Linked DNA regions of Homo sapiens: region 2 is linked to region 1. Evidence: read pairs that join two places in POLR2A ChIA-PET (ENCODE). Cell type or tissue: A673. All regions are shown on one strand. Each heading gives the region's core, and the rest is flanking DNA. Links, peaks and the distances in the headings are about the cores only.

The links. ChIA-PET counts read pairs that join two places held together with the same protein. Peaks named below come from ENCODE experiments on the same cell type or tissue, not always from the same donor. Only the 100,000 strongest peaks of a DNase experiment are listed, where the experiment ranks them.
Region 2: POLR2A ChIA-PET joins it to region 1 with 5 read pairs; 2 of 35 experiments call an interaction of 5 or more read pairs at or near these places.

What each region holds. Positions count from the first base shown.
Region 1 is chr6:112,184,685-112,189,083 of GRCh38, reverse strand. It overlaps LAMA4 (laminin subunit alpha 4), which reads left to right. Exons shown (of 39, transcript NM_001105206.3): 8 at 1,483-1,634; 9 at 3,737-3,847. Among named protein-coding and RNA genes, the nearest start is that of LAMA4-AS1, 50 kb to the left of the region's middle. In A673, for the core only: no CTCF peak of the experiment used is centred there; no DNase peak of the experiment used is centred there.
Region 2 is chr6:112,328,558-112,332,956 of GRCh38, reverse strand. No RefSeq gene overlaps it. Among named protein-coding and RNA genes, the nearest start is that of RFPL4B, 17 kb to the left of the region's middle. RefSeq lists an enhancer at 3,717-4,302. In A673, for the core only: a CTCF peak has its summit at 2,826; DNase peaks (open chromatin) are centred at 466, 1,446, 1,916 and 2,546; H3K4me3 peaks cover 1,102 bases; H3K27ac peaks cover 1,096 bases.

The sequences.
Region 1 (4,399 bases), core at 213-4,212:
AACCCCACTTTCTCTAATGTGCTGCAGGTGTGGGATTAAGAAAAGCTATGCAATATCACTCTCTAGAAACTGCTGAGTCCCACCCCTGGACTTAACCCTTTCTGCACCTCAGCAAATGGAGCCTGCACCAAGTACTTGGTGGTCCACTTGATTCCCTAGGGCAAATGGGTGGTTTACATTTGCATAGCTCTATTTTATCCAGTCTTTACATTCAGAATCTTACCTAATGGCTAAAGGCAAAGTCAGAAACACAACTCCCAGTGACAGAGCTCTTTTCAGCTCCTTTTCCTATATCGTCTCTTCAGGTCCCTGAAAATACGACGTACAAACAATTTACAACACCTGGGGAAACTGAGATACCAAGAGATTTAAGTGGCTTCTCCCAAGTTACCTCAAATCTGAAGTGGGAGCAGAAGTAAATATTCAGGCTTTACAAAATGGAACTGCCTTTTATCTCTCCTGGTTTTCTCTGGCTCTCCTGTTAATTAAATCATGAGGAGTTACACTAGGAACAAAACTTTTGGTTTAAAAACTATTTTAATAGTAGGCATCCCCTCCCCCAAACAGATGTATCTTGGTCTCTCAGTCCCTCGGAGCAGACGAGATTAACCTTACCATTGGATTACATCTTAGAAGATGCCATAGGATGTGAGGCACAAGTAATGCCAAGTTTACACCCTGATTGAACAGGTGGCCCCTAGACAAGGCCAATTTAAGAACATCAAGATGCCTGCCTGGTCCTAAGCATCTCCCCCACCAAGCCTGAAGTACTGGCTGGGAATCATTCCCTTGAGAGAGCTTATAAGTAAAACCATGTTAAACTTCAAATAACAAATTAACATATTAACAACCATTAACACGCCAGTCTCCCTTTATCACGTCTCTAGAAGAGAGCACCATCTGAGGGAAAGAGATCGGGAACAGGCACGTTGCAAAAGGTGATCAAGGCAGTTCTGAAACACAGAGTGCCATCCTTGTGAGTGTGTCACAGGAGGGCCCTGGGTTCTGGAGGTGATGACAGTGGTCAGAGGAACTCAAATGTGAAAAGTGAGAAGTGATGAGGAACTGGGACCTGCCTCCCCATGTGCCCACGTTCAGCCTGAACTTTGGTACCCTCATCAGATGTCAGGAAGCGACTCTCGCAGCGATAACCTCAGACCTCCCGGTGCTGAAGTGTTCATCCTGCCAGGAAGTGGGGCTGTGAGGAGGAGCTGTGCCCTCCCTGGGGTGGGGAGAAGGCTGGTGCTAGCCCCTGAATACTGAGAAAAGCTAATAGGAGAGGAGGAGCGTCTAGCCAATAGCCATCTTCACTAGCTAATGCCAAGCAAGATACTAAAGCCTGACAAGAATAGAATTACAGCTCTTCATGAGACAAAAATAAAAATGGTATTAACCAAGGAAATAGAGATTTATGTTCTGCTAAAACGGCCTGCCTTTAGCATGCTTTTGACTTGTGATTCTGAAGAAATGTTTCACCTCCAGGCTGTGATAAGTGCGTCTGGGACCTGACTGATGACCTGCGGTTAGCAGCGCTCTCCATCGAGGAAGGCAAATCCGGGGTGCTGAGCGTATCCTCTGGGGCCGCCGCTCATAGGCACGTGAATGAAATCAACGCCACCATCTACCTCCTCAAAGTACGCAGGAATGTTCTACTTTCCACTCTGTTTTCATCCTGGCTTCACAGGCCCGCAGCTAGTAATTCCTTCTACCCCTTTTTGTATCTGAGTCTCATACCTGTATTACAGGTTGTTAGACCTGTAGGTCTAACATAGAAAACATAAGTAATTTCATAGGAAATTATGAAAAGTTGATTGTAACTATGAGCTTGGGCCAAAACAAGAACTACTGTCTACAAAAGAGGTTATATGGGAAATGAAATGACTAAAAGACTAGTATCTATGCCCAAAACTACTGAGGAAAGAGAAACACTTATTTCCTTGGCGCAGCCATACATTACTTGTTTAAGTCATTACCACAAAAGGTACTGCAAGGCTACCATTTCCTTAGCCTTAATTTGCAAGGTTTTGAGTTTGTCTAGAAGCATCCTTCTTCTTCTCTGTCTCTCCTCACCCCACCACCCACCCACCTTTCCTTCTTATTTACACACATTCTCTCTCATTTTCTCATACTCACAGTCAAACGCAGACATTCACACACACCTTGTTTCTCCTCATAGCTCTACTGGTTAATACCTAGTAAACAAGTTAAAAGCAGCCAACAGATTAAAAAACAAAAACAGTAATACAGTTGGCCCTCCATATCCACAGGTTCCACATCCTCAGATTCAACCAATCACAGATAGAAAATATATTTTATAAAAACAATAAAAAATAATGCAACAATTAAAAAAGAAAAATACAGTGTAACAACTATTTACACAGCATTGACATTGTGTTAGTATTATAAGTGGTATTATAAGTAATCTAGAGATGATTTAAAGTATTCTGGAGGATGTGCATACATTATCTGCAAATACTAGGCCATTTTGTATCAGGAACTGGAGCATCCCCACGGGGTCCTGGGACCAATCTCCCACAACTACCAAGGGATGACTATATAAAGGTCCTTGTATAGCTAAGATTTACAAGTTTTCTTTCCCACTAAATCATGGGCTTCTATCACAACAAAAGGATATTTTTAAAATAATAATCATTAGCTGAGGGAAAATGGAATTCAATACCAGCACATTGTTTTGCTTTGTTAGTCAATTTAGGAAAATGATTGAGAGCATGGACGTTGAAACTAGGTTGCTTGTATTCAAATCCCAGCTCTGACACCCACTAGCTGTGTGACCGTAGGTAAGTTATTTAACCTCTATAATTCCTCAGTTTCCTGAATAATTATTGCCTCTATCTCATGAGCTGTTGAGAGAATTCAGTGAATTGATATATGTACAGAAGTTAGAACAGTACCTGGCATACTAAGTACTCATTGCTTTTTGGAGGTGCAAATGATATCCATAGCAGTTGGCCAAATATGTAAAGTGTAAGCAAAAACAAAAATTGTATTGTAGCCTGGATAGAATCTTGGTGTGAATTTTATTCTAAACTTTGAAATTGTTCTTGTCCAAAATTACCTGTTGGAACACATGAAGACACTACCCCCCAGGGGAGTCACCCAGATCCAGGCCTCCTGAAACCACTCAGATTCTCTTTCCTCAAAGGCACAACTTCAAGACAGGAATCATTATGGCAGACAGGAAGTCAGTGTCAAGATTGAAGGGCTCACTCCCAAGTAATCTCAGTAAAGCCGCATTTAGACCCAACTCCTCGAAAATGAAAAAGGAGAAAGCCAGGGGTCTGAAATAAAGAGACTTGCATTAAAATGAGGAAAGTTAATTTCTATACTCCATTTACATCAATACTGATGGGTTGGTCAGTTCTTCCAGACCTAACAAAATTAAAATTCTAAAGCTCAGACACCCAGGGCCACCACCAGCCTATATTGTACCTTTGTACAAATTAGAAAAAGGAGCCCTTTCCCCATGGTCAACCCAGCCCCTGACCAGCATCCCTGGTCTAGTGAGTGGAGCTTGCAGAATTTTAGCCCCTAAGGGCCTCAGTCCCCTCTGCAGACCCCACCCTTCATATCAGGCTGCAGCAGCCTGCGGACCCCACTATTTTGAGAAAAGAGCCTCACACTCTACTCTGAGTCCTCTTACACTGAAAGAGTTTTATGTACATTTTTTAAAACCTGGTGTGCCCATTGACTATTCTCAAAACACATTCTTCTGCAGACAAAATTGTCAGAAAGAGAAAACCAATACGCCCTAAGAAAGATACAAATCAACAATGCTGAGAACACGATGAAAAGCCTTCTGTCTGACGTAGAGGAATTAGTTGAAAAGGTACGTATGTATGTATTCAGTTTCTGGGACAGCCTTCAAAGAAAGGATTTAGCTGATGTGAGGCTGGCTGGTCACAAACGACTGAGGCTTAACACAGCCCAGAAAAAATGCAGTGACCCATGTGCCTTAAAATAAATCAAGACCAGACCTGTGGAGAAAGTTAACATACTCAGTCTCTACCGTCTCCTCTCGTTTTGATTGTTTTTCTTGAAAAGCTATGTTTGTGGAGAATTTTCTGTGTATTTGCGGTGGGTTGATACGGTTGATTTGTTTAATTAGGATGGTCATTCAGGTGTTTGCCAAGGCATCTTATGACTAAGAGCTACAGAGCATCCAGAATTAAAATTTATTATATAGAATATAAAATTTAAATATTGGTTAAAGTATACATTAAATGATAAATGGAAAGAAAGGGAATTGTCCTGAGAAAGCAATTTCGCTCTTTGGCAGGGAAAAAACCACTTTCAACCATCACTTTATACCACAGACTAAAATAAATTAGCCCGTTTAAAGAGTTGAGTATAAATCTCAAATCCACAAGAAAATAGAACA
Region 2 (4,399 bases), core at 90-4,089, 140 kb before region 1:
ATATACATGAGAGAATCTAATTCCTTGTCATTTTTCTCACCATGGTGATTTCATCCCTGGGTTCATAAAGCAATATCGGTAAGAGATTGAAACCAAAGGTCTCCAAACCCTGAAGCTTGTATCAGTCTAATTATGGAAGTATTTAGAGATGTCAGCTTTTGGGATAACCATTCATCATCCTGCCAGCCACCCATTCTGTGCTACAATAATTTTCAAGGCCTTCCTATATACCAAAAACACTGATGGGTGCTAAAGGTATAAAATGAATGTCACTGACTTTGACTCAAGAAATTCACTCTAGACTGGTAACCCAACTAACCCTAATAGAGTAGGTAGTTGCCTGACTCCGGATGTTGGGGGATGAGGAAGATGGACACTTGAATCATGAGGAAAGAGCCTCTAATTGTGCTGGAGTCATGGGTAAGGAATCCTTTGTTTACAACTCCCATGTGGAATATTCCATACACTACATAAGAGTAATTAGCACATGTGTCTTCTATTTCCTGCTGGGTCACATTCTCCTTACAAACCAGGAGGCCACATTCTACTCCTCCATGTCTCGCCTGCATTGCCCCGCACAATGCCCAGCATAGCATCACTAAAATTTCCATTGGAATGACTTCAATTACAGAATGCTTTTGAGAAAAAAAAAAATGAAACTTCAAGTACAAGTGGAACGAAAGAGTAAGCAATGGACAGAGAGGTTAGTCTTTCAAAGATATCAAAGAATTAGGGCCGAATTTTTAGGTTACTGATCTTGCCAAGGAACTGCTGAAGATGAGCCTTTTGCACCCATGTGCTGACTGCCAGATGTTCAAAAATGGTGACCCAACAAAAGAATAAAATGGTCAAATTTGCAATGAGGATTCTTTTTTAAAAAAAAGTAAATTTCCTTCAAACTACTTTTGATATTGTTAAAAGAGGCTCCAAAGACTTACTTTAAAATCATGTTCAAAAACTCCCATATATGAGCAGGTCCAATACCCTGGGCAATCTGACCTATTAAAACACAAAGATTCTCCACTGGCTCATATAACCATGGAACTTTTTTTTCAAATTTATGAATCAAGGCTTTAGTGTGAATAGACAGTGAGGGAATTTTTTCTGAATAGCCTCCCTATAATCATGGTTCATGACATTTTATAATGCAATTATTGTGGGACGTATCATAACATAATTGAGATTCTAGAAATGGGGATGGGAGGGAATAGAAGGGACACAGTTACTCAAGAAAATGCAAATGCCATTTTACTTGCAAATTAAATGTAAAATCTAATGAAGTGGGTGTAGAAATTGATTGAAAAATTAATTGAGAGAAACAAATTTGGAATATGTCTGTAAGGAACATCTGTAAGTAATTCTGCTCTGACACACCTCTTCAGAGAATCAAGTGCTTCCTGTTAGCTAAAACTTGAATGGAAGCCAGGCTAACGATAGATCTTTAGAACGTGTCAAAATAGTCCAATTTATACCCTGAAGCCAATTGGCGAACTCATAGACTTGCCTGGACTTGAACAAGCAACAGGGAATTTTCCAGTGCGAGCTCCAAATCAATATTTAGCCCAGAATTTGTTTGTTTGTTTAACATTTGCCTCCTTTTCTTTCTGTCATTCTCTGTCTCTCATTGATGATAACTTTTAAAAATAAGCTGGACATGTCAAGACATTTTGTCTTTAAATACTTCAGCATGTAGCACCTAAGAAAAAAGGCATTCTCCTTTATAATCACACTATCACAATTAAGAATTAAGCTCCAAGTTTCTACATTCTATTTGCTTGTCATGTCCCTTAAATCTCATTTACTTTAGAACAGCCAGCACAAGCACCACTTTTTTTTTTTTTAAGGTTTCCGGGACACTGACATTGTGATGAGTCCATGTCACTTGACATGTAGAATCCCCTCCCCCCACACCACCACCAATCTGTTTTTGTCTGACTGTGGGTCAGACTTTTGAGAAGTCGATCACACTGGTGTTTTACTATTCATCTGTATCTTTGAATGAGAGATAATTGTTTTTAAAAAAATTAAATGAGTTGGCCTTGTTAGATATTAAAAGTGTCAAAGAGAGGAAGAGGTAAGGAACTGTTGATTTGTTTTAGTGCCAGATTCTTCAGATTAGATTCAGATGGTATATTCATGAGGTGTGTGTGAATCTTGAAATTTCTGAGCATGTTTTTCAATGATTCATCTAGCCTTTGGAGATTTACTCAAAAACTCCCTTTTCTTCCTCCACTGAGAGATTTTTGAACTTGAGAATTTAGAAAGTGATTGTTCATTATCCAAATCCTTTTAGGAGAAAAAAAAAAGAGTGGGTGGCACTCTAAAGGAAGAATTTTAGTTGCTGGGATAAGAGACAAAATTTATGACTTTCCCACTGATTCCTCAGCCAATATTGCCCCTCCCCAGTACCCACTTCTCCAGAGATTAAAACATGCTTGAATTGGAGTAGGCATTTCCTTCCTTCTATTCAGTGCCAGTTCTCAGAGGAAAACATTCATTTTGCTCTTTGATTCCTGTAGCCCAGAGACAGCAATGAAAGGACCTGCTGCTTCCTGGAGTATAAGGATTTCATCTGGGGGGCTGCAGGGCAGGAAAGAGAGTTTAAAGGGTGTGTGCATCAGCGTGGGTGTGAATGATTTCCCCCAGGGCCAGTTAGCTGGCCTGGAGCCCAGAGTATGCCATTCATCCACCTTAAATTGCACCACACAGCAGAGATGGTTGAGGGAGAAGTCACTCAATGGCAGTGCCACTTGCTGCCAGTTTTCATTGTGTCTCTTTGATATGGAATGTCCTAGAAACTGATGCAGTTTTCTACTTCTTCCCAGAGGGGGAGTAAAAGATGCATGGTGTAGTGGGTGAATAAACTGTAAATGAAATAAACCAAAATGAGAATAGTGAAGCCAAGAGTTGAATCTCCTCTCATGGTACTGTGGTCCTACAAATGTAAAGATGCTTGAGTCTTTTGTCGTAAGTCCTATTTCTAAGCAATGAGGAGATGGCAAAAATAAACGATCTCTTGATACAGATATGGAATGTATTCAAATATCTGATGTTCAAAATGTAGACCCAACTTGATCCATTTTGATCTGAGAATGTTTACTTCTACCATTCAGCCTCAGGTTACAAGAAAAATAAACATGAAATCAAGTATGTAAATAAATCTGGCTGTGCTCCTTGCAACTTGAAATCAGTGTCTTTGACTGTTTCTAATTAAGGAAATAAGAGTTGAAAGCACTGGGGTTTTGTGGGGTTTTTGTTGTTGTCATTATTATTTGACACAAAGAGAAAATTTTGATCAGCCCACATGGTGGATTTGTCCAAATGTTGTGGGAAGTCAGGGACCCTGAACAGAGGGACGGGCTGAAGCCATGGCAGAAGAACATAAGTTGTGAAGATTTCATGGACATTTATTAGTTCCCCAAATTAATACTTTTATAATTTCTTACACCTGTCTTTACTGCAATCTCTGAACATAAATTGTGAAGATTTCATGGACATTTTTCACTTCCCCAATCAATTCTCTAATTTCCTATGCCTGTCTTTACTTTAATCTCTTAATCCCATCATCTTCGTAAACTGAGGATGCATGTCACCTCAGGATCCTGTGATGATTGCATTATCTGCACAAATTGCTTGTACAGCATGTGTGTTTGAACAATATGAAATCTGGGCATCCAAAAGGAACAGGATAGCTGTGATTTTCAGGGAACAAGGGAGGTAACCATTGGGCCTGACTGCCTGTGGGGCCAGACAGAACAGAGTCATATTTCTCTTCTTACAAAAGTGAATAGGAGAAATATTGCTGAATTCTTTTTCTCAGCAAGGAACAGCCCTGAGAAAGAGAATGCATTCCCAGGGATAGGTCTCTAAAATGGCCACTCTGGGAGTGTCTGCTTTATGCAGTTGTAGATAAGGAATGAAACACGCCCTAGTCTTCTGCAGCACCCCCAGGCTTGCTAGGATTAGGAAATTCCAGCCTGGTGAATTCTAGTCAGACCGGTTCTCTGCTCTTGAACCTTGTTTCCTGCTAAGATGTTTATCAATGACAATGTGTGCCCAACAGGACATGGACCTTCATTAGCAATTCTAGTTTTGCCCTGACCTTGTGATCTCGCTCTGACCTTCTGCCTTGTGATCTTTTATTGGCCTATGAAGCATGTGATATCTGCGGCCCACACCCTATTCGTACACTCCCTCCCCTTGGAAAATTTCTAATAAAAACTTGCTGCTTTTGCAGCTCAGGGAGCATCACAGAACCTGCCAACATGTGATGTCTTCCCCAGACACCCAGCTTTAAAATTTCTCTCTTTTGTACTCTTTCCCTTTATTTATCAGACCGGCCAACACTTAGAGAAAATAGAAAAGAACCTATGTTGAAATATCGGGGGCTGGTCCCCCG